Regions from separate parts of the Homo sapiens genome. Here regions 2 and 3 are each linked to region 1. Evidence: chromatin loops called from intact Hi-C (ENCODE). Cell type or tissue: HCT116. All regions are shown on one strand.

What was found. Peaks named below come from ENCODE experiments on the same cell type or tissue, not always from the same donor. Only the 100,000 strongest peaks of a DNase experiment are listed, where the experiment ranks them.
Region 2: it touches region 1 in a loop (17-fold over the local background); 2 of 110 quality-filtered maps call a loop at or near these places.
Region 3: a loop joins it to region 1, with 11 times the contacts of the local background. A loop is called at or near these places in 8 of 110 quality-filtered maps.

What each region holds. Positions count from the first base shown.
Region 1 is chr7:4,627,708-4,635,707 of GRCh38, reverse strand. No RefSeq gene overlaps it. Among named protein-coding and RNA genes, the nearest start is that of FOXK1, 51 kb to the left of the region's middle. RefSeq lists a silencer at 3,776-4,070 and an enhancer at 3,975-4,953. In HCT116, a CTCF peak has its summit at 3,896 (motif pointing right); DNase peaks (open chromatin) are centred at 2,497 and 3,927; H3K4me3 peaks cover 1,031 bases; H3K27ac peaks cover 2,371 bases.
Region 2 is chr7:4,475,616-4,483,615 of GRCh38, reverse strand. LOC124901579 (a long non-coding RNA gene) reads right to left here. Exons shown (of 2, transcript XR_007060198.1): 2 at 7,174-7,456. Among named protein-coding and RNA genes, the nearest start is that of FOXK1, 200 kb to the left of the region's middle. In HCT116, CTCF peaks have their summits at 3,811 and 4,010 (motif pointing right); a DNase peak (open chromatin) is centred at 4,045; H3K27me3 peaks cover 299 bases.
Region 3 is chr7:3,919,283-3,927,282 of GRCh38, reverse strand. The region is part of intron 5 of SDK1 (sidekick cell adhesion molecule 1); the gene reads right to left. Among named protein-coding and RNA genes, the nearest start is that of SDK1-AS1, 570 kb to the right of the region's middle. In HCT116, a CTCF peak has its summit at 4,807; a DNase peak (open chromatin) is centred at 4,862; H3K27me3 peaks cover 606 bases.

The DNA of each region.
Region 1 (8,000 bases):
AAAAATAAAAAAAAAGAAATTAGACAGCCAAAAGTGGGTTTCATGAACTTCTCACCTATTTTATTTTTGGGATGGAGTCTCACTCCTTTGCCCAGGCTGGAGTGCAATGGCACGATCTCGGCTGACTGCAACCTCCACCTCCCGGGTTCAAGCGATTCTCCCACCTCAGCCTCCTGAGTAGCTGGGATTACAGGCACCCACCATCGTGCCCAGCTAATTTTTGTATTTTTGTAGAGACGGGGTTTCTCCATGTTGGTCAGGTGGTCTTGAACTCCTGACCTCAGGTGATCCACCCGCCTCAGCCTCCCAAAGTGCTGGGATTACAGGCGTGAGCCACCATGCCTGGCTGTCACCTATTTTAGAAAACCAAAACATGATCCTTCACCACAGATAGTTTCGGAAGAGCCGAAATAAAGAACTGATCAAAAACTTTTTGTGTATAACATGACCTATGCCTAGAAATCCAGCAATTGACTAGAAAACTGCCATGAACAATAAGAAAATTTGGTCTGGGTGTGGTGGTTCACGCCTGTAATCTCAGCACTTTCGGAGGCCGAGGTGGGTGGATCACCTGAATTTGGGGGTTCAAGACCAGCCTGACCAACATGGAGAAACCCTGTCTCTACTAAAAATACAAAAGTAGCCGGGCGTGGTAGCGCATGCCTGTAATCCCAGCTCCTCGGGAGGCTGAGGCAGAAGAATCGCTTGAACCTGGGAGGCAGAGGTTGCGATGAGCTGAGATCGCACCATTGCACTCCAGCCTGGGCAACAAGAGTGAAACTCCGTCTCAAAACAAAACAAACCAAAAACAACAACAAAAAGAAAATTCAATAAGATGACTGGGTACACAGTGAATATTTTTTAAAAAAACAATAGAATTCCACCGGGTGCGGTGGCTCATGCCTGTAATCCCAGCACTTTGGGAGGCTGAGGCAGGCAGATCACCTGAGGTCGGGAGTTCGAGACCAGCCTAACCAACATGGAGAAAACCCGTCTCTACTAAAAATACAAAATTAGCTGGGCATGGTAGCGCACGCCTGTAATCCTAGCTACATGGGAGGCTGAGGCAGGAGAATTGCTTGAACCTGGGAGGCAGAGGTTGTGGTGAGCCAAGATTGCGCCATTGCACTCCAGCCTGGGCAACAAGAGTGAAACTCCATCTCAAAAAAAAAAAAAAAAAATAGAATTCCAATATACAAATAACAGCTCTTTAGAAAAAGTCCCTCTTATGATAGATGCTAAAATGAAAATACCCAAGAATAAACTAAGAAGTATGCAAAATCTTTTGGCATGATTTTCTCCCTTTGAGATCTGAAAGACGCAAGAAATCCTCTTGAGGAAACGGAGGTGCTTTAGCTTGTTAAGAAAGCTCCTGACTCACAGGCTGGGTGGGGTTGCTCATGCTTGTAATCCCAGCACTTTGGGAGGCCAAGGTGGGTGGATCACTTGAGGTCAGGAGTTCGAGACCAGCCTGGCCACTATGGAGAAACCCCGTCTGTACTAAAAATATAAAAATTAGCCAGGCTTGGTGGCACATGCCAGTAATTCCAACTACTGGGGAGACTGAGGCAGGAGAATTGCTTAAACCCGGGAGACGGAGGTTGCAGTGAGCTGAGATTGCGCCATTGCACTCCAGCCTGGGTGACAGAGCAAGACTCTGTCACCAAAAACAAAAACAAAAACAAAAGGATCCTGACTCACTTTGAAATAGGACAGGTGAGTGTCCTGGAAAGCCAAGGTGTGGTCCCTGCAACTCATGGCTTCTTGGAGAGCCTCGGCGGCTGATTCTGGGTTCATAAAATGAAGGTGGAGTCCAGAGCATCTGAGATTGGGCAGAAGCTCAGAAGCTAGCTGCAAAGTCCGTGACTCAGGGGTTAGAATCTGCCTGGGAAGGAAACCGGGGACAAGACTGTCCTGTTTTCCATGAGCATTTATGAGAACGATGGCATACACATGTGTCTGCATGAGCGTGGACATTCCTGTAGGATGCTGGGGAAACTGGTAACAGTCGTTCCTGGGTAGGGGAGGTGGGCGGGGACAGAGGTGGGAGGCATACAGAAATGTCACTGGTTGGTTTTGTTCCTTTTATTTTTTGAGACAGAGCCTTGCTCTGTAGCCCAGGCTGGAGTGCAGTGGCGCGATCATAGCTCACTGCAGCCTCCAACTCCTGGGTTCAAGCGATCCTCCTGTCTCAGCCTTCTAGTAGCTGGGACTACAGGTGTGTGCCACCACACCCAGCTAATTTTTAAATTAAAATAAATTAAATTAATTTTTTAATTTTCATTTTTTAAAATTTTCTTTTTTCCAAAACTTTATTTACATTGAAGAACTAGATTTTTAAGTTTTTTGTAGAGATGGGGTCTCGCATCTCCAAGCTGGTCTCAAACCCCTGGCCTCAAGTGATCCTCCTGCCTTGGCCTCCCAAAGTGCTGAGACAAAGGCATGGGATTATCCCCACACCTGGCCTCAAACTTGCTTGTGTTTATGAATCACCAAGGCTGTGACTCAGCAGGTCTACATGGGGCCTGAGACTGTGTATTTTTAACAAGCCTCCAGCTGATGGCGATGCTGCCTGGATGAGGCATTTTACATTTTGTGGAACAAAAATCTTCCAGGTGTTGGCCTGGCATGGTGGCTCACACTTGTAATCCCAGCACTTTGGGAGGTCGAGGTGAGAGGATCTCTTGAGGTCAGGAGTCTGAGACCAGCCTGGCCAACATGGTGGAACCCCATCTCTACTAAAAATACAAAAATTAGCCGGGCGTGGTGGTGTGCGCCTGTAATCCCAGCTGCTCGGGAGGCCGAGGCAGCAGAATTGCTTGAACCTGGGAGGCGGAGGTTACAGTGAGCCCAAATCATGCCATTGCACTCCAGCCTGGGTGACAGAGTGAGACCCTGTCCTGCCACCTTCCCCCCACAAAAAGACACTTTTTTTTTTTACACAGTCGAAAAATATATTTTATTATTATTATTTTTTATGCTTTTTAAAACTTCTATTTTAGGTTCAAGGGTACATGTGCAGGTTTATTATGCAGGTAAATTGCATGTCACAGGGGTCTGGTGTCCGTGACTCAAATAAAGAAAGAAATGAATGTCTTCCTACCAGCTCCAGGAACGTTGCACCACCAATGTATCTTTAAAGTGTCCTCGTGGTGACAAAATAATCTGCACGCCAAAGGACACTTAGATACATTTGTCAAGGCAGGCGGATCACCAGAGGTCAGGAGTTGGAGACCAGCCTGACCAGCATGCTGAAACCCCCTCTCTACTAAAAATACAAAATTAGCTGGGCATGGTGGTGGGCGGGCACCTGTAATCCCAGCTACTCGGGAGGCTGAGGCAGGAGAATCGCTTGAACCCGGGAGGCTGAGGTTGCAGTGAGCAGAGATCGCGACACCGCACTCCAGCCTGGGTGACAGAGTGAGTGAGACTCTGTCTCAAAAAGAAAAAAAAAAAATCATCCAGGCGCTGCTGCTGCTGGCCCTCGCACCACATTTTGCCCCTCACGGATTGACCATGGCTCAGACCTGCACCATGAGCTGCATCTGGGATTTGCTAGAAGTGCCTGCTCTCAGGCCCCACCCCAGGCTACTGCCTTGGAATCCGTATTGTGCAAGATCCCTGTAGCCGGCTAGGAACATTGCCATGGGGTGTGAGCGCTGGGCCGGGGCACTCCCTGTCTTGGTCCTCTGGTCTCACCAGCTAATAGCGTAGGAGATGTTCTTTGAACAACTGCCTTTCCCCATTTTCTCACCGCTGCACAGCAAAGGGAGAGGAATGATGAGCAAATGTTCCCAATCTGCTCCGACCTTCCCGGATCAAAAGCCCTGGTCACGAGGGTGATGTTGCACGTTTTCCCGCTGAGTTGGCTGCCGCTTTGATCATCCTGGCGAGGACTCCTGTGTCCTGGAGATGGCAGTGCAGGATGGGAATTGAACAGAAAACCCGCAGCAGCTTCTCCCCGACTTCACGCCATCAGTCCTGCTGTAATCTTCTGAACTGGCCTGTTGTTCTCCGGGGCTCCTGGTCTGAGCTGTAGCTCTTAGAATACATCCAAAGCACCAGTTAGAGCAGCGCCGCCCTGAGCAGCTCTCAACAGCACAACGTGGGACATGGTTGGGAGGCTGGCACGTGTCAGCTGGAGTGGGAGAGCATTCCTTTAATTATCCTACCCACGTTTATTGATCACCTACTGTGTGACAGGCAGCCTGCTGAGTGCTAGAGACGCAGATTCCATGCAAAGGAAACAAATAGCAATTAAGCATCACCCTAAAGCAATGCCCGTGAACTATGCAGACGTGCTACCTGGGGGAGCTGAGAACAGCCCTAAGAAAGGCTTTGACCTCGTCTGGAGGCGAGATCCTAGGGTGCAGCAGCAGGCACTGGGCAGGAAGCATGTTTAGTGGCTTTAAAGCGAAAACACAGCTATGCATGTTTGCACAAAACACAGAGTTCTTGGGCCGGGCGGGTGGCTCATGCCTGTCATCCCAACACTTTGGGAGGTTGAGGCGGGAGGATCGCTTGAGCCTGGGAGTTTGAGACCATCCTGGGTAACGTGGCGAGACCCTGTCTTTACCAAAAATACAAAAAATTAGCTGGGTGTGGCGGTGTGCACCTGTATTCCCAGCTACTCGGGAGGCTGAAGCAGGAGGATGGCTTGAGCCCTGGAGGTCCGGGCTGCAGTGAGCTATGATTGCACTATTGTACTCCAGCCTAGGTAACAGAGTGAGACCTTGTCTCAAAAAAAAAAAAAAAAAAGTTCTTGATAGTTTCCCCTTCTTGCTGGTAATGAACTAGGCTTAGGCAGTCAAAGCTGGAATTTATAGGCTGGGTGCAGTGACTCATGCCTGTAATCCTAGCACTTTGAGAGGCCGAGATGGGCGGATCGCCCGAGGTCAGGAGTTCGAGACCAGCCTGACCAACATGGCAAAACCCCATCTCTACTAAAAATGCAAAAATTAGCCAGGCATGGTGGCACATGCCTGTAATCCCAGCTACTCGGGAGGCTGAGGCAGGAGAATCGCTTGAACCCAGGAGGCGGAGGTTGCAGTGAGCCGAGATCGTGCCGCTGCACTGTAGCCTGGGCAACAGAGTGAGACTCCATCTCAAACAACAAACAAAAAAACCCAAAAAAAGCTGGAATTCATGGAACATGGTGTTACTCCAAGGGTGCTATAGCTTTTTGGTAGGGATGGCCCCAAATTACAGGGAAATACCTGCCCTTGAAGCTCTCAGCTTGTGGTCCCCGAGAGCGTGTACCATGGGCAAGATGTGGCTCTGGGCCATTTGGAGAAGCAATGGCCACCTCTTAGCCACCAGGAGATGCTGCTTTTATTGGAGACATTGAAAAGTGCCCATGAAAAGGAAACGTACAGCGCACCGTGGTTTATTAAATGGCCAACACATGCTAGGGGTGGAGGAGAGAGTCGGGGAGTTCAGAGGAAAGAAGGGGGTTCCTGGGGAAGAGTGGGGGTCTCGTACACAGTAGGGTGGGGGCTGAGGGGAGTACAGTGTGGACAAAGAGACTGAGGAGTGGGTGGGCAAGGCTGATGGCAGAGCAGGAGTCAGGAGGGGAGAGGCCAGGCCTCCTCTCTGCACCCACCCGGTATCCTGAGACTCAGATTGAAGGGCTCCAGGGCCCACTTCTCCCTGAAACTGTCAGCTTTGTCTTAAATATGCTCCTACATAGTTTGCATTCTACTCCGTGATATAAGCACGTTTAGCATTAAAATACTGTTTTGAATTGCTCATTCAATTATTGTTTTTTTTTCTCTCTCTCTCTCTTTCTATTTCTCAAGACAAATGGGGGCTTCAGGAAGAGGCAGGCGTTTTAGGTGCAGGCCGCACACCAAACTCGACAGATGGATGGGATGGGCGAGGTTTTCTTCCCTGGGTGCATTGGAGCCTGGGTTCAAATCCCATGAGACCTACCCATGTGACCTGGTGGGGGCTCCTTCTCCTCTCGGAGCCTGACTGAGCTCCCCAAAATCATCAAGGGGGATGAATCACCTGAGTGGGGGTGAGTATTGAATGAGCAAATGCCTGCAAAAGACTCAGCATAGCACATAATAAATCTCTAGCAAATGTTGGATGTGACAGACATCTGGAACAGATCACAGAGGGCCTTGAATGGCCCACACTTCAAAACCCATGCCCAGGTGGGGGTGGAAGACTTGGGTCCTCAGAGTTTCATTCACTGTTGATGGGTGTAGAAGCATATGATCAGGGGTAAGAACCTGGTTGGCGCTGGCCCAGGGAGGGGGGTTGAGGGGAAAGGAGGGGGGTTGAGGGGAAGGAACGGGCTGGCTGGGAGGTGGCCCTGTGAAGGGGACCCTGGCAGCAGCAGCAGCTTGCTGATGTACCAGTGAAAATCGGCTTGGAATTGTGAAAGACAGATGCCCATTCAAAGCCAGCAGACTTGAGCACCCTGACCTGGTGGTGTGGAAATGGATCGCCATTTATCAGATTCCAGGGATGATTTTTTTTTCTCACCACAGAAAGGCATCTTCTCACCCTCCTTTTCCCCGAGGTCTCTTCCTCAGATTGTTATTATATATTCTTTGGCTTATTTACCCATTAAAAATTATATATTATATAATATGTAATATATAATATATATTATATAATAGAGACAGGGTCTCACTGTGTTGCCCAGGCTGGTCTCCAACTCCTGGGCTCAAGTGATCCTCCCCCCTTAGTCTCCCAAAGTGCTGGGATTACAAGTGTAAGCCACTGCACCCAGCCTATTAGCCGATTTATTTTAGTTTAGTTTTGAGACAGGGTCTTGCTCTGTCACCCAGGCTGGAGTGCAGTGGCACGATCTCAGCTCACTGCAACCTCCACTTTCCAGGTTCAAGTGATTCTCATGCCTCAGCCTCCAAAGTAGCTGAGATTACAGGTGCGCATCACCACACCTGGCTAATTTTTCTATTTTTAGTAGAGACAGGGTTCACCATGTTGCTCAGGCTGGTCTTGAACTCGTGGCCTCAAGTAATCCACCTGCCTTGGTCTCCTAAAGTGCTAGGATTACAGGTGTGAGCCACTGCTTCTGGCCCTGTTTGCCCGTTGTAAATGTCTGTTCATTTAGCATCCATCTCTGCCCTGGATAGTAAACGCTGCTGTGAAGGCCGGGGTTGTGTCTCTTGTACGCCCACACCCTGTAGAGTACTTGGCACTTGAGAGATGTTCACTAGTGATTTGTTTTTGTGTTGGTCAATCCAAACGCTCGATGTATACAGCATGTCCTTATTTAAGCCCCACAAACTCCAAGAGGTAGGTAGAACCTACCTCTTTTACAGATAAAGAAACTGAGGCCGGGCGCGGTGGCTCACGCCTGTAATCCTAGCATTTTGGGAGGCCGAGGCAGGTGGATCACGAGGTCAGGAGATCGAGACCATCCTGGCTAACACGGTGAAACCCCATATCTACTGAAAAAAAACATACAAAAAAAAATTAGCCGGGCGTGGTGGCAGGCACCTGTAGTCCCAGCTACTCGGGAGGCTGAGGCAGGAGAATGGCGTGAACCCAGGAGGCAGGGCTTGCAGTAAGCAGAGACCGCGCACCACTGCACTCCAGCCTGGGTGACAGAGCGAGACTCCGTCTCAAAAAAAAAAAAAAGAAACTGAGGCCGAAAGAGAGGTGGAGTCACTTGTCTTAATGCACACACCTGGACAGCATGGTTGGCGATGGGAACTCAGGTGTCACTGGCTGCATAGACCCTGTGCCTCCCTTAAAACCAAACTGCCTTCAGCCTAAGAGGATGGGCTCTGGGGTAGACAGACTGGCTTTGCAAAGATGGCGGACTTTTGGGTGACAGTGTCCAAAGGACGCTTGCAGACTGGAAGGATCTTGGATTTGGGAAGGACAGTGGAGGACACCACTAAGATCTTTCGTCCTGGCTGGACTCTTCTTCATCTTCATGGGAGGTGGTTGGTCGTCTGGGACCCGCAGAAATGCACGCGGTGGTGGTAATTTCCCATCACAAAAGACAAACCAGCTCT
Region 2 (8,000 bases), 150 kb after region 1:
GCATGGGGCTGGATGTCCAAGGTGGTGCACATGGAGGGCTCAGGTGGGCTGTGGATTAGATGCCCACAGGTGGCCTTTCCAGACAGCTGGGCTCTGAGAGGTGTCCCAGGGACTGGCACTCATGCCCAGAGATCCAGGTAGCCATGTCCTCAGACTCCTCAGGCACATAAGTCAACCAGCTGGGGGTTAGGACACATCACACGTCTTAGGAATTGCTGGGCTTCCTTCCCCTAGGACTTTTCCTCTTGCTTTCCTACAATTTGCTACTTTCCAGCTATATAAGGAGATTTTTAAGCAATGGAGAGAGAAGTCTGTCCTCTTATTTATTTATTTATTTATTATTAGTATATATATATTTCTTTTAGAAACAGAGACAGGGAGGCCAGGTGCAGTGGCTCACACCTGTAATCTCAGCACTTTGGGAGGCCGAGGCGGGTGGATCACCTGAAGGCAGGAGTTTGAGACCAGCCTGGCCAACATGGTGAAACCCCGTGTCTACTAAAAATACAAAAAAAAAAAAAAAAAATAGCTGGGTGCGGTGGCCGGCGCCTATAATTCCAGCTTGGGAGGCTGAGGCAGGAGAATTGCTTGAACCTGGGAGGCAGAGGCTGCAGTGAGCCAAGATCACACCATTGCACTCCAGCCTGGGGCACAGAGTGAGACTCCATCTTAAAAAAAAAAAAAAAAGGAAATAGAGACAGGAATCTCACTGTGTTGCCCAAGCTGGTCTTGAACCTTGGACTCAAGCAATCCTCTTGCCTCAAACTCCCAAAATGCTGGGATTCCAGGCGTGAGGCACCGTGCCTGGCCCATCTGCTTCAATTTAATCTTGGACAGCCGCTCTGCAAAGAGAATTCTAGAAAGAAACTGTGCCCCTGTGAGGCAGGAAAGTGGCTCTTCTGTCCAGTCCAGTGTCCCAGCATAAGCTCTTTCTAACTAAAATCCGAATCTAAAACCAGAAACCAGATTACTTAGCAAAATGCCATTAAATACAATTTGGGGTACATGTCAATATCTTTTAAGCCCCTTACCAAGCTGTCCTGAATCCTCCCTCCAGCACTGTTCAGTCTCAAGATTACAGCAATTGTCCCCTTCCCTCCCCAAACCCAGCAAAGCTTGGCTCATGGTGGGTGTCTTTGCCTGCCTGGCTTTTTGTGTCTAAAATTGAACCGTGATACTTCAGTGTCATTGCAGAATTCCACCTGAGTTTCCCCACATTTTAGTCATTGCTTAAGAACTAAGGCCTTTCTTTTCTTTTTTTAAAAAACCTTTTATTTTCAGTGCAGGGGTACTTGTATAGGTTTGCTGTATAGGTGTATTCATCCATTTTCATGCTGCTGATAAAGACACACCCAAGACTGGGGGCCGGGCACGGTGGCTCATGCCTGTAATCCCAGCACTTTGGGAGGCCCAGGCGAGTGGATCACAAGGTCAAGAGATCGAGACCAGCCTGGCTAACATGGTGAAACCCCATCTCTACTAAAAATACAAAAACTAGCTGGGCATGGTGGTGGGCACCTGTAGTCCCAGCTGCTTGGGAGGCTGAGGCAGGAGAATCGCTTGAACCCGGGAGGCGGAGGTTGCAGTGAGCCGAGATCACGCCACTGCATTCCAGCCTGGCGACTAAGTGAGACTCCGTCTGGAAAAAAAAAAAAAAAAAAAAAAAAAGATGTACCCGAGACTGGGCAATTATTTATTTATTTTACTTTAAGTTCTGGGATACATGTGCAGAACATGCAGGTTTGTTACGTAAGTATACATGTGTCATGGTGGTGTGCTGCACCTATCAGCCTATCATCTAGGTTTTAAGCCCCACATGCATTAGGGATTTGTCCTAACGCTCTCCCTCCTCTTGTCCCCCACCCCCCAACAGGTCCCAGTGTGTGATGTTCCCCTCCCTGTGTCCATGTGTTCTCATTGTTCAACTCCCACTTATGAGTGAGAACAAGCCGTGTTTGGTTTTCTGTTCCTGCATTAGTTTGCTGAGAATGATGGTTTCCAGCTTCATCCATGTCCCTGCAAAGGATATGAGCTCATTCTTTTTTATGGCTGCATAGTATTCCATGGTGTATATGTGCCACATTTTCTTTAGTCTATCATCGATGGACATTTGGGCTGGTTCCAAGTCTTTGCTATTGTAAATAGTGCTGCAATAAACATACATGTGCATGTAAGAATGAGTATTTTATAAAGAAAAAGAGGTTTAATGGGCTCACAGTTCCACGTAGCTAGGGAGGCCTCACAATCATGGTGGGAGGTGAAAGGCACGTCTTACATGGTGGCAGACAAGAGAGAAAGAGAGTCAAGCAAAAGGGGAGACCCCTTATAAAATCATCATATGTTGTGAGACTTACTCACTACCATGAGAACAGAATGGGAGAAACCGCCCTCATGATTCAGTTATCTCCCACTGGGTCCCTCCCACAACACGTGGGAATTATGGGAGCTACAATTCAAGATGAGATTTGGATGGGGACACAGCCAAACCATATCCACAAGTGAACTCGTGTATATACCCAAAGGAATATAAATCATACCATAAAGACACACAGAACTCCTTCACAGTGTGCAACTTTCAGAGGCTATGGGATGGGGCCACTTCCCAGAAAGGAGAGGGCAAAGGAACTCCTGGTGGAGAGGGGATCAGAGAGTGGGTCTGATGAAGTCTAGATGATGTCACGCATATGTTCACTGCAGCACTATTCACAATAGCCAGGACATGGAATCAACCTAAATGCCCATTAATAATAGACCGGATAAGGAAAATGTGGTACATATACACAACATAGAATACTATGTAGCCATAAAAAAAGAATGAGATCATGTCCTTTGCAGGGACATGGGTGGAGTTGGAGGCCGTTATCCTTAGCAAACTAACGTGGGAACAGAAAATCAAATACTACATGTTCTTACTTACAAGCGGGACCTGAATGATGAGGATACATGGACACAAAGATGGAAACAACACACACTGGGGCTGGCTATTGTTTTCTTTTCCTTTTCTTTTTCTTTTTTTTTGAGACAGAGTCTCATTCTGTCTTCCAGGCTGGAGTGCAGTGGCATGATCTTGGCTCACTGCAACCTCCACCTCCCGGATTCAAGTGATTCTCCTACGTCAGCCTCCCGAATAGCTGGGATTACAAGTGCCCACCACCACGCCTGGCTAATTTTTTTTTATTTTTAGTAGAGACAGGGTTTTACCATGTTGACCAGGCTGGTCTCAAACTCCTGACCTCAGGCAATCCGCCCAACTTGGCCTCCCAAAGTGCCGGGATTACAGGAGTGAGCAGCCACGCCCGGCCTGTTTCTTTTCTAATAAGAGCAACTAGGCTTGCCTTTCCGATCTCCTCACGGGGGGGCATCAGGTAGTGGATTTAAGGAAGCATCTATTGCAGCACTAAAAACCCATGCGTCTGTAACCCAGAGCCAATCCAGAGTTAAAAATGGAGAGCAAGGATTTTCAACTATTTCAACAATTTCAAAGTGGTTGGTGTTTGGCTATATCTCAGTCCATCGCATCATGTCACACTGAGATTCTATAAACTGGAATCTACCTTCAGGACTAGCAGGGTCCACTACTGGGGCGGGGGTCTGCAAACCTTTTCTGTAAAGGGCCAGAGTGCAAATATTTCAGGTTTTGCTGGCTCTGTGGTCCCCGTTGCAACTATTCAACAGTGCTGCTGTAGCAAGAAAGCTGACACAGACAATACATAAACCAGTGTGGCTGTGTGCCAATAAAACTTTATTGACAAAATGAGCAGTGGGCCGGATTCAGCCCATGGGGTGTTGTTTGCTGACCCCCGGTCTAGTGAAACCAGGAAGTCCAGCGAAAACCTGCGGGTGAAAGTAAAATGCCACCGAGTCAAGGGAGTAAAGTTCTAGTCCTAGCACCACCCTGACTAGCTCTGTGGCCTGAGGAGTATCCCCCATGTCTCTGGTCCTTCTATTCCTCAATAAGCACAGGAGGTAATTGTAGGGTTTGAGGGGTTTGGAGGCTGAGCAAAGAAAAAGACATGACCACAAGATGGCAGTAGAATGCATACGTTTTCTTTGGTCAAAGCCTTGACAGATTTGCTGGAGGGGGCGGTCCCTCATGGCATGCAAACTTCAGAGGCTATGGGATGGAGCTACTTACCGGAGGGAGGAGAGCAAGAGAACCTCTGCTGGAGAGGGGATCAGAGAGGGATCTGACGATGTCTAGGCAATGTTGCTTAGTCCCAAGTAGCCGGGACTACAGGTGTGTGTCAGCGTGCCAGCTAATTTTTGTATTTTTTGTAAAGAGAAGGTTTTGACGTGTTACTCAGGCTTGTCTTGAACTCCTGGGCTCAAGTGTTCCTCCTGTCTTGGCCTCCCAAAGTGCTGGGATTACAGGTGTGAGCCACTGTGCTTGGTCAGGCTAATTCTTTCTTTTTTCTTTTATATATACATATATATATATATATATATATATATATATATATATATACATGTATATATGTGTATATACATTATATATATATTTTAACTTAATTTTTGTGGGTACATAGTAGGTGTATATATTTATGGGGTACATGAGATATTTTGATACAGGCATGCAATATGAAATAAACACACCATGGGGATGGGGTATCTATCCCCTCAAGCATTTATCCTTTGAGTTACAAACAATCCAGTTACACTCTGTAAGTTATTTTAAAATGTAATTAAAGCCAGGCTCATTCTTTTATTTATTTATTTATTTATTTAAGATGGAGTCTTGGTCTGTTGCCCAGGCTGGAGTGCAGTGGTGCAATCTCTGCTCAGTGCAACCTCTGCCTCCCAGGCCCAGCCTCACGACTCGCTGGGATTACATGCACATGCCACCATGCCCAGCTAACTTTTGTATTTTTAGTAAAGAAAGAGTTTTGCAATGCTGGCCAGGCTCGTCTCGAACTCCTGACCTCAGGTGATCTGCCCACCTCAGCCTCCCAAAGTGCTGGGATCACAGGCGTGAGCCACCACGCCTGGCTGCTATGTTCCTTCTTAAGCCACTCTCAACTCCAACTTCCTTCCTGATTCTAGGATGGGCAGGTGGCTCAGGGCTTGGCTAATCACAGCCTGTGTCCCCCTGCACGCATAAGCCCATCAGGCTGATGAGGGACAATGAGCATTTGGTGGAACTGTTAGTAGAAGGGTGGCCCTTTCCCACTGGACTGGAACTGGGAAGACAGAAGTAGCTGATGGAGGTAACCTGCCTCCGTGTAGGGCCTGAGGATGAGAGCAGTGTGGAGGAAGGCAGCCTCCACACAAGGACAGACTCAGTCCTGTGAGCACTGTTTAAACCCCTGCTCCAAGCCTTGTCTGCTGCCAGGCGTGTCTGAACTTTTCTGTAACACGAGAAAGTCAAGTCACTTCTTTCTGTAAGCCACAGGGAATCAAGTTGTCTGTAACTCTCAGCTGGTATGACACTAATTGATACATATATTCTTTCTTTTTTCTTTTTTTTTTTTTTTTGAGACAGAGTCTCTCTCTGTCACCCAGAATGGAGTGCGGTAGCTCGATCTTGGCTCACTGCAACCTTCACCTCCTGGATTCAAGCAATTCGCATGCCTCAGCCTCCTGAGTAGCTGGGATTACAGATGTATGCCACCACACCTAGCCACGGATAGTTTCATGCTTTATTTCTTGTCCTTTGAGGAGTGGTTATTTTATTATTGTTCCTCCAGTAGTTTAGGAACAGATTAAAGAAGTTATACATCTGTTTCTATTTTTCTAGTAACTACCCTTTAACAGATTAAAAAGTTATACATCTATTTCTATTTTTCTTTTTTCTTTTTCTTTCTTTTTTTTTTTTTTTTTTTGAGATGGAGTCTCACTCTGTTGCCCAGGCTGGAGTGCAGTGGCATGATCTCGGCTCACTGCAAGCTCCGCCTCCTGGGCTCAAGAGATTCTCCTGCCTCAGCCTCCCAAGTAGCTGGGATTACAGGTGCCCGCCACCACGCCCAGCTAATTTTTTTGTATTTTTAGTTGAGATGAGGTTTCACCACGTTGGCCAGGCTAGTCCTGAACTCCTGACCTCAGGTGATCCACCCGCCTCAGCCTCCCAAAGTGCTGGGATTACAGGTGTGAGCCACTGCGCCTGGCCTAAAATGCTAAGTTCAAAATAATTTTCATCTCCAAAACTTTTGAGGTTACTGCTCTGTTGTCTTCCGGCATCCATTGTCCCCAGTGAGGAGCAGAACCCAATTTAATTTTTGTTTCTTTGTAGGGAAATTTCTTTTCTTTTCTCTTCTTGTCTTTTCTTTTTTCTTTTCGACAGAATCTCACTCTGTTGCCCAGGCTGGAGTGCAGTGGTGTGATCTTGGCTCACTGCAACCTCTGCCTCCTGGGTTCAAGGGGTTCTCCTGTCTCAGCCTCCCAAGTAGCTGGGACTACAAGTGCCCAACACCACGCCCGGCTAATTTTTGTATTTTTAGTAGAGATGGGGTTTCACCATATTGGCCAGGTTGGTCTCAAACTCCTGACCTCAAGTGATCTGCCCACCTCAGCCTCCCTAAGTGCTGAGATTACAGGCGTGAGCCACCATGCCCACCCGGGAAGTTGCTTTCTTTTTCTCTCTCTTTCCTTTCTCTCTCTTCTCCCTCCTTCTCTCTCTCTCTCCTCTCCTTCTCCTTTCTTCTCCCTCTCTCCTCCCTCTCTTCTGCCTCTCCTCCCTCTCCCCTCTCTCTCCTATTCCCTCTCTTTCCCCTGCTCCCCTCTCTCTCCCTCGGAATTTTTTTTTTTTTTTTTTTTTTTTTGAGACAGAGTTTCACTCTTGTTTCCCAGGCTGGAATGCAATGGTGCCATCTCGGCTCACTGCAACCTTCGCCTGCCAGGTTCAAGTGATTCTCCTGCTTCAGCCTCCTGAGTAGCTGGGATTACAGGTGCCCGCCACCACGCCTGGCTAATTTTTTGTATTTTTAGTAGAGACGGGGTTTCACCATGTTGGCCAGGCTTGTCTTGAACTCCTGACCTCAAGTGATCTACCTGCCTCAGTCTCCTAAAGTGCTGGGATTACAGGCGTGAGCCACTGCACCCAGACTGCTTTGAAATCTTTTGGAACTTACTCTTCACCCCTGTTGTTGTGAAATTTCCCAGTGCTGCCTGTAAGCGCTTATCTGTTTCACTCACTGTGATCAGCTTCCAGTGAACTCATTCAACACACATACATGTGTCTTCATTTATCTCTGGGTAGTTTTATTTCACTATTAATTTTCTCTCTCTCCTCTGTTCTGTCAATCCTTCACACAGGAAATTCACATGAGATGCCTTTTGAGCAGCTTGATTATTGGGGCCATAATTCATTTTCAGGTGCATTGATCTATTCTTCACCTGGTCTGTTGAGCTCCATGTTGGAACCATTATTTTAAATTTCTGAGGGTCCTCATGGTTTACTTTTCTTTATTCATCACCCTCCACACAAACATACATGCTGTCCCCTCACCAGGCATTTCTTTACCTGTGGAGACAAAACATACGAAAACCAGAAACCTTCTCAGTGTTACTTGGACATCATGCATTCATAGTTGCTCTTCACTTTGGTCATGCATAGCAAGGTCAGAAGAAAGGAACAGAACTGGAAGTTGTACTGTTTTTGTTTGTTTGTTTGTTGTTTTGTGACAGAGTCTCGCTCTGTCACCCAGGCTGCAGTGTAGTGGTGCGATCATGGCTCACTGCAGCCTCCACCTTCTGGGTTCAAGTCATTCTCCTGCCTCAGCCTCCCGAGTAGGTGAGACTACAGGTGTGCGCCACCATGCCCACCTAATTTTGTATTTTTAGTAGAGACGGAGTTTCTCCATGTTGGCCAGGCTGGTCCCGAACTCCTGACCTCAGGTGATCCACCTACCTTGGCCTCCTAAAGTGCTGGGATTACAGGCGTGAGCTACCGTGCCCGGCCATGATACTGTTTGTTTATTTATTTATTTATTTATTTATTTATTATTTTTTTTTTTTAAAAACTCCTGTCAAGGGTAAAGTTACCAATCTTGCGCTCACTTTGGAGC
Region 3 (8,000 bases), 710 kb after region 1:
TCTATTTCAATTAGCAATATGGTTGCTTTGGAACGTTACTTTTTTAAGAAAAGAATTCTGGAATACCAGCACGTTCCTAACTTTTTTCCATTTAGTGTGATGACGTCAGACCTGGTTCAGTAAGATCTCGCAGGCTATTTCTGGGCCGCCCAAATCCAAACTATGAAATCTACACTGGAGAACAGAGTGTCAGCCCTACCTGCCCATCACAGGAAATAACGGAACCCCACTGGTGGACAGTTCAGGAATTCCTCTGTGGCTGAGAGCGCGGTGGAGGCATTGACGGGCCCCCAAGTTAAGCCCTAAAGGTGCTCAGGCTACTGGAGCAGACTTTTATTAAGTTCATGTCCCATAAGTCCTGCTGGAAATGTGGCATCTGCCTACCCTTGCCCCTAAATGCAAAAGGCCTGTGGTTCCTGTTTTACAGGTAAGAAGCCTGATGTGGCCTGGGTCACACAGTTGCTAAGTGGTTGAGCCTGAACACAAAGCCAGGTCTGCAGATGCCACAGCCTGTGTTCTGAACCACCGTGCCTTACGGAGTCGTAGAAAGTGGTGGCTGGTATGTGACAGCCTGGGCTTTAAGGGATGAGTCTAAAATCAAAACAGGACCTCACGGTGGCTCACACCTGCAATCCCAGCACTGTAGAAGGCCAAGGTGGGCAGACAGCTTGAGCCCAGGAGTTCGAGACCAGCCTGGGGAGCCTGAGGCAGAAGGATCACCTGCGCCCAAAGAAGTCAGGGCTGCAGTGGGCCGAGATCACACCACTGCACTCCAGACTGGGTGAAAGAGCGAGATCCTGTCTTTAAAATAAAATAAAAACAATTTCATGACGTTTCACTCTAACCAATCCCAGAGAAAACTGGAGAAAAGACAATAGAAACAAATGTAACAGCTGATAGACAAAACATAACAGACTCAAGGTATGTTGGGTGCCTACTGTATGCCAGACACTATGCTAAGTGTCTATAAAGTGCAGATTGTCATTTTCATTGCTCATGACAGCCCCAGTGATTTCATTCCTTCTGGCTGAGGGTTTAAATGAGTGGCCAAAGGGTCCCTGATGCCTGTCTGTACCATCTAGAGGCTCAGCACCAAAGCCATGCCCTTCCCACGGGAATGCATGCTTCTGTAGACTCCATCAGTGCTTGTTGCACAAAAAGGGATTTATCCAGGTGCTGGAAGACTAGGAAAGCCAGCTTGTGACTCTGCATAGGTGACACTGATTTCCCTGAAGTCACTCAACATCCTCCTCACAGGCCACACTCTCACGTGCTGCCCTTACACCCTCCTGAGACCCTCTTTACTTTAGGACCTGAAAAGGGATAACACGTTTGTTCAACATATTGCAAAAACCTACTTGTGGCAATACAGAGTATTGTTAACAGCACAATTCCAAAAGATAATTTCCGTTTCATCAATGGGAAAAGGGGGAGTGCCAATGGCTGACCCTATGTTTTTCAGCATGGTGGGAGGGCTGCGTGGGTGTCTTCTCAGCCGGCTGGAGCACGCACCTGCCAAGTCCTTCTGCAGCAGATCATTAACTCATCTTTCCCTCTGAGATGAGGCTCTGAATTTTACAAACTTCTCTTTAGCATTTCTTCAGCTGAAAAGAGAAGGAAGGATCCGTGTGCCTCATGCTGCCTGCCCACTGCAGGGTGCCCCAAGGCTGCCCTCTGAGCACCCTGTCTGGATGGCTGACAACAGCGAGAACACGCCGTCTCTGGAGAAGCATCCTGCATGCGTTCATCTGTCTCCACTCTGTATCTGGATTAAAACTGCTTAGTTTGGCGACGAGAGATTCATAGAGGCAGTCTCTCCTGATGAGGGTAGAAACGCCGTCGCTTTTGCCCTAACAGCTTGAGCAGGGAACCCAAGCATGCGTCACTGACTGCGATTCCTAAATGCAAACTTGAATGTGCTTTTTCTAAGCAAACTCAGAGGGCAGGGCTTCTACGCAGCTTCTCCTCCTCGCTTCTTTTTACTTTTTAAATAAAGGGCAAAGAGTTCTCAGCTTATCAAAGGTTCTTCCTGGAAGATGTGCTCTGTGTTTCTTCCTGTTCAGTCTCCTTAGAGTTCCCAATGGCAGGGGGTGCCATCTGGGGCTTCAGTCCTAAACTAGGCTGTGGGACAGCTCTGGGGCCCTGGTTCCTGGAGTGGGGTGTCTGGGGTTGTTTTATTACACGCTGAGGACAAGCAGACAGACTGAGCTACAACAGGACATTGAGAAAAGGGGAAAATGAGCTGACAAATCAGTTGTCAAGAATCACATTAAGAGTCTGGACCTTGCAGGTCCCAGAGCCCTGGAGAGGCTTAAGCTGATGTCCTCAGGCCTCCAGCTGGGGGAAAATGACAGTGGCCATTATTAGGAAGGCAGACCCCAGGCTTGAAGCACCAGACAAGTGAGTCGTCCACCATGAAGGCAGCAGACCCCTCACCTCTGTCACACACACACAGGAACAAGGAAAACAAACACTTCAAGTGGGAAGAGCTATGACAGCTAGGAGGAGGGCGACGGGTAAAGAAATTCATTAGTATCTTTCATGCCACTTGGTAAACCTGAAAATTAGCATGCCAGAACTCTCTGAGGGATGGGTTGTGGGAAAGCTACGGACGGACTGCAGGTGCCGGGAGGCCGAGGAAAAAGGGCTGTTTCTCCGGGAAGCTGGCGAAATGTCCCAAACACTACTGTCACTGGTAACAGATGATAACGTACGAGACCCAAACAGAATTCCTGGCAGCATCGGTCATTCTCCCTGTTTGTCGTCTGACAGTGAATGTGCATGTGACCAGGACAGCTCTGGGTGCAGCAGGGGTGGGGGAGATCACACCCCGTCACCACGACGTGCTCAGCTGTGGTTGGGAATGGCCACCCCATCCATTCACTCATCCAGTGCCATCCTTCTGCCCAAGTCAAACACAATTTGATGTCTTCCAAGAAGTCATCAGGGCAGCTGCGCTAGAAAATGAGAGCCTACAGTTCACTGTAACTGAATGAACTGAGCCATCCTAACTCATCCTCTCCTTCCACGCAACTGCTCCTCAGGCTGATCCACTGGATCTCAGAAATACTCAGGAGTCCACCTTTTCCCCATCCCCAATGCCAGACCCTCCTCATCCCCACCTGGATGGTTACAACAGCGTCCCCTTTACTCTGTAAATCTCCCTTAGGTCATCCAAAAAAAAAAAAAGAGGAATTTCTGCCTCCAGGTGATTTGAGCCTCCCATTCTGCACCTCTTCCTAAATCTCTATAGAAATATCCAAAGAAAAAATAGTAGGGAAATAGTCTGCATTTCTGCTGAGAATCAAAATCACGACCACCCACACTGGAGCTCCTGCAGGACAGCATGAGCAAGCCCTGTCTAAGGGAGAGGCTGCCCAACCTGAAATTCCCCACCCGCAAAAGACAAGTCCACCTGGACACGAAGTGAAAGGAACCCCTGAGGAACCCTGCAAACTCCACAGAGGTCAGAATTCCGGGTAGGAGCAGCTTGAGGGCTGAGGTACAGGCTGGGCAAATCTGCAAATGCCTCGTGAAAGTGCACAGATGTTGCCATGAGGGGACTAAACGTGAACTTGGACCTGGCTCACCCTTGCTGTGGCTGGAAGCCCAGTGGTGAGCAAATAGGCACTTCCCAAACTTTGATGGCACCAACCTGGAGGACTTGTGAAGACACACATTCCCAGGCCCCATACCAGAGTTTCTGAGCTGGTGCCTCTGGACCGGGCATTTCTGGCAGGTACTCAGGGGATGCCCACACTGCCAGTCCCGGGCTCCATTGAGAGAACCTCTTGAGCACACTAAGTGCTGGTGAGAGAAGAGTAGAGCCCGGGCAACTTCTCGATTATTAAAACAAACAGGGAAAGGAATTCCTTTAGCCCCGTAACAAACCTCCCTTCATTCAATTGCAGTGAACTGTAGGCTCTCAATACAGCCTGCACATTCATTAATGTGGCAAAATAAAAGTGAAGTAGCCCTGATAATAAAGCTCATAATAAAAAAAAAAGTCCATAATAATGGGATCAATTTAAAGAACATAAAGAAATATCACCCTTATGAAACAGAACATTTAAGAAATTTCTGAATTACACTGCTTGAGATCAACCAGAGAATCTGAATCAAATAACTCATTGAGAGGAGTCAATAACACACTGTAAATATGAAAATGGAATCATCTGAGATCAGAAAAGACTACTTTCAGATGAGAATACAATTGCCAAAATTAACAATGCAACAGAAGCTCGAAAGAACAGACTGGATAGTGCATACAATCAAATCAGTGAACCTGGCTGGAATCAAGAGTTTTCTCCAGAATTCAAAGAAAATAGATTAAGTTAGCTATGATGAGGAAAAGATAAGCAAAATGGAAGATTGACCCAAAAGATCAAATATAAGCACAGTAGGAATTCCAGAAGGTGAATACACTGTAAGTGAAAGAAACACATTAATCAAATTAACAACGTGGAAAAACTTCCCCGACTTGGAAAAAGATTTGCATCTTCAAATAAAATGGACTTACTGAGAACCAGCAAAGGGAGCGCCCCACCACAGTTGCAGCCCAGTAAAACGTGCACGCTTTGTAAGCAAATCAAACTGACAAGAGTGCAGACAGATAAAACAACATATCAATCTAAAGAAAAGAAATGAAAATCCCAAAACTAGATTTCTTCTCTGGGACATTAAACACAATAACAGAATGAAGTAACATCTACGGAATGTTAATGAGATTACATTGTTTCAGAAATATTCTAAAGATGTCAGTCACTGGCCATACTCATTTCTCAAGGAGTCAGAGAGTTTTGTTCCATGTGACACCCAGTGGTATTCGGAGGAACATCTCACGACCAGCCCTGACTCAGCACTTACTGGTTTTCTTGCTGTAAGTAAATCCGGCACAGCCGATTTCAAGCTCCCAATATGACGTCAGTGAACTTGGAGCTGGGAGGAGGTGCCCAGGGTCAGCTCTCACTAGCTGGGGTAAGTGGGCTCCAGCACATCCCGACTGAATCCTGCTCCCAGCCCCCAGATCCATGGCTGCCCGAGCTTAGCTGGCCAGAACTCAGGACTGGTGGGAATCTGCCAATCAGACTCACCTTCTCCGGCGTCTTAACTAAAAGGCAGAGACTACCGTCAGCCACTGAAGCTGAGGGGCCATGACATAAAATTGAGTCTTATGGCAAAAGAAGTAAGCAAACCAGGCTGGTAAAGAAGAGAAGGGTGGCAGAGAGGCACAGAGGAGCATGGGTGAGAGGCCCTGCGGCTCCTGAGTAACAGGGGCTGGAATCCAGGGAGCTTCATTGCTTATTTACTTATTTTGGAGACAGGGCCTAACTCTGTTGCCCAGGCTGGAGTGCACTGGTGTGATCTCGGTTCACCACAGCCTTGACCTCCTGGGCTCAGGTGATCCTCCCACCTCAGCCTCCCAAGAAGCTGGGACCACAGGCACGCACCACCATGTCCACCTGATTTTTTTTATTTTTATAGAGATGGGGTCTGGTAATATTGCCCAGGCTGCTCTTGAGCTCCTGGGCTCAAGTGATCCTCCTGCCTCGGCCTCCCAAAGTGCTGGGATTACAGGCATGAGCCACCGTGCCTGGCCCGGGGAGTTTTAATTTCTAGTCTCTCAACAGGCCTGCAGGAATCAGCTTCTTGGCGCCTTTAGATTCCCTCATTTCCTTTTGTTCATAAAAATCCCCTCCCTCTACTTTTAAGCTGGAGCTAGCAAGTCTATAGAGAAGAGAGGTCTAGTTCTTATAGCTAAAGAGCTTAACTAGAACATCGTGTAACACAACAATTCCACTTCTGGGAATTTATTGTAAAGAAATAATGTTGATGTTTGCATATATGTAGCTACAAGAATATTTGCCATTCCGTCTAATGTGGTGAAAGCCAGGAACCAATCTAAATGTCCAATGATGGAGACAGGTTAATAAATTATGATACATTTGCTAAAAAAAGAAACTAGGCAGTTATTGAAAATGATAACATAGTTAATACTACAGAAATAATAAAATATGAAGTAAAAATGTTTACAAAACAGTGTGTGCTGTATGATCTCATTTTGCTAAAAAATGTATTTTTTATTTGTATGAGACATGAATGAAAATGTTCATAGCCACATGTCTGGGTTGTAGAATTATGAGTTACATATATGTCCTTTCTGTTTCTCTGTATTTTCTAATTTTTCTACATTTAACACTTATTGCTCATCTAATAAAAAAGAAAAATGAGCTCTGTGTTCCCATAGTACCTAGTTTATATCTCAACTCTAGGAATTGCAAACTTGATCTATAGTTTATCTGTTTCTATGTTGGCTTTCATTTGAGGGCAGGGGTGGTATTTAATCACTTGTGCCCCTCAGTGCCCGCTCCTGGCACAGAGAAGGGGCTCCAGTTGTTACCAAACGCCTTCTTCAGCACTCAATTGCGAGATCCATCTTCCCGTAAATAACCTCCGAGCAGTCACTTTATGTCCCATGCAATGCCATCTATTGTTATTTATCCTCCTCTTCACTCTCACTGCTCCCCCTCTGCATAGTCTCCCTTTACCCTGGGTCATCTTATCTGAGGCCATTAGAAATTAATCCTAAAACAGTCACTCCCGAATCTCCACCTGCAGCCCCAGCTTGCAGTTTAAGTGCCGCCTTGCCTCCGGATAGTTCCATCTTGGCAGCTAGAATGCAACGAATCCAAGCAGAACTTCTGTTTTGTCTTTTTTCCTGCCCTCCCACCTTAATCTGTTCCTTACATACTCCTGAGCTCTGAAAAGATCACCCTCACTCCTCTAGTCACTCCAGCTAGAAACACAGTCTTAGAAGCTACTCCCTGGCTCTTTCTCCCCGTAGATGACCATGTCATAAATCCCGCTGACCTTGACCTTGACCTTCCCCCCAGACTCCCAAGTATGTTCCCCTCTTACCACTCCTGTCTCAGTCCAAGGCCTAATGACATCTCACCTGCAAGACTGCAAATCTTTCCTTCAGATTGGTCTACATGCTGCAGCCTGTGCCATCTTCCTAAAACACCCCTAGGCTAAGATCTTTCAACGAATCACCCCGACCCACAGCATGAAGCCCAGAAGACTCAGGATGCACAGCGTGATCTTCCCCTGCTGATCCTCAGTGCTGCTCTCCATCATTTTCCCGGACACGACCCGGTGGGGGTGAACTCACCGCCATTCCTGAGCTGTCTCAGTGCCCCTGCACGTGGCTTCGTCTGTCTGTGCTGCCCTCTCCCCCAGTCCTCTGAACCACATCCTTTCATCCTGAAAGTTCTAATTGCCATCCACTCCCTAAAGCCTTCCCAGAGCTGGTGGTGCCCCCTCTGCTGTGACCCCAGAGCCCAGGTGCTTACTCTAGTGGCCAGTGCCACTGGTCACATCTGATTGGTGTTTTGCTGGTCTCTTCCTCAGAGGGATGTGACCTCCCTGAGGTCCAAGTCTGTGTCTGAGACGTGAGGTATGAGTGCAGCCCGGTGTCTCACGCAGCCTCTGACATGTAGCAGGTCCTAATGAATTAATTACACCTTACAGTTCCCAACAAAACCATACGTTCTTTCAAGCTAACAGCTGTTAACTACTCCACAGGGCCCAGTAGAGCAACATGGAGTCAGTTAATAAAGCAGAATCTTTAAGCGCTCTAAGAGCCGGTGCTCCATTGAAATAGATTCTATGGAGCACAAAACACGTGGTAAGATTTTGGTCAATGCCTCGACATTATGGATATTGTCTATCTTTCAGTTCACCAGGGAGGGTGCTCTTTCAGTTCACCAGGGAGGGTACGAGTGCAACTCCAGTTCCTCTGACCTCCTCTCCTTCCCCTCCAATTGTCATCTGTCGTCACTTGACGGGTGTAGGGCAGGACACACAACTTTTCTGATGCCTGACCTGCAGCAGTAGATGGTTCCCATGGCAGCAGCAGAGGCAAACACCTGACTTAAAGAGCAAGAGCAAGACTGGGACACCCACACGGGCTGCAAGGCCGGCCATGCACCCCAGATCTT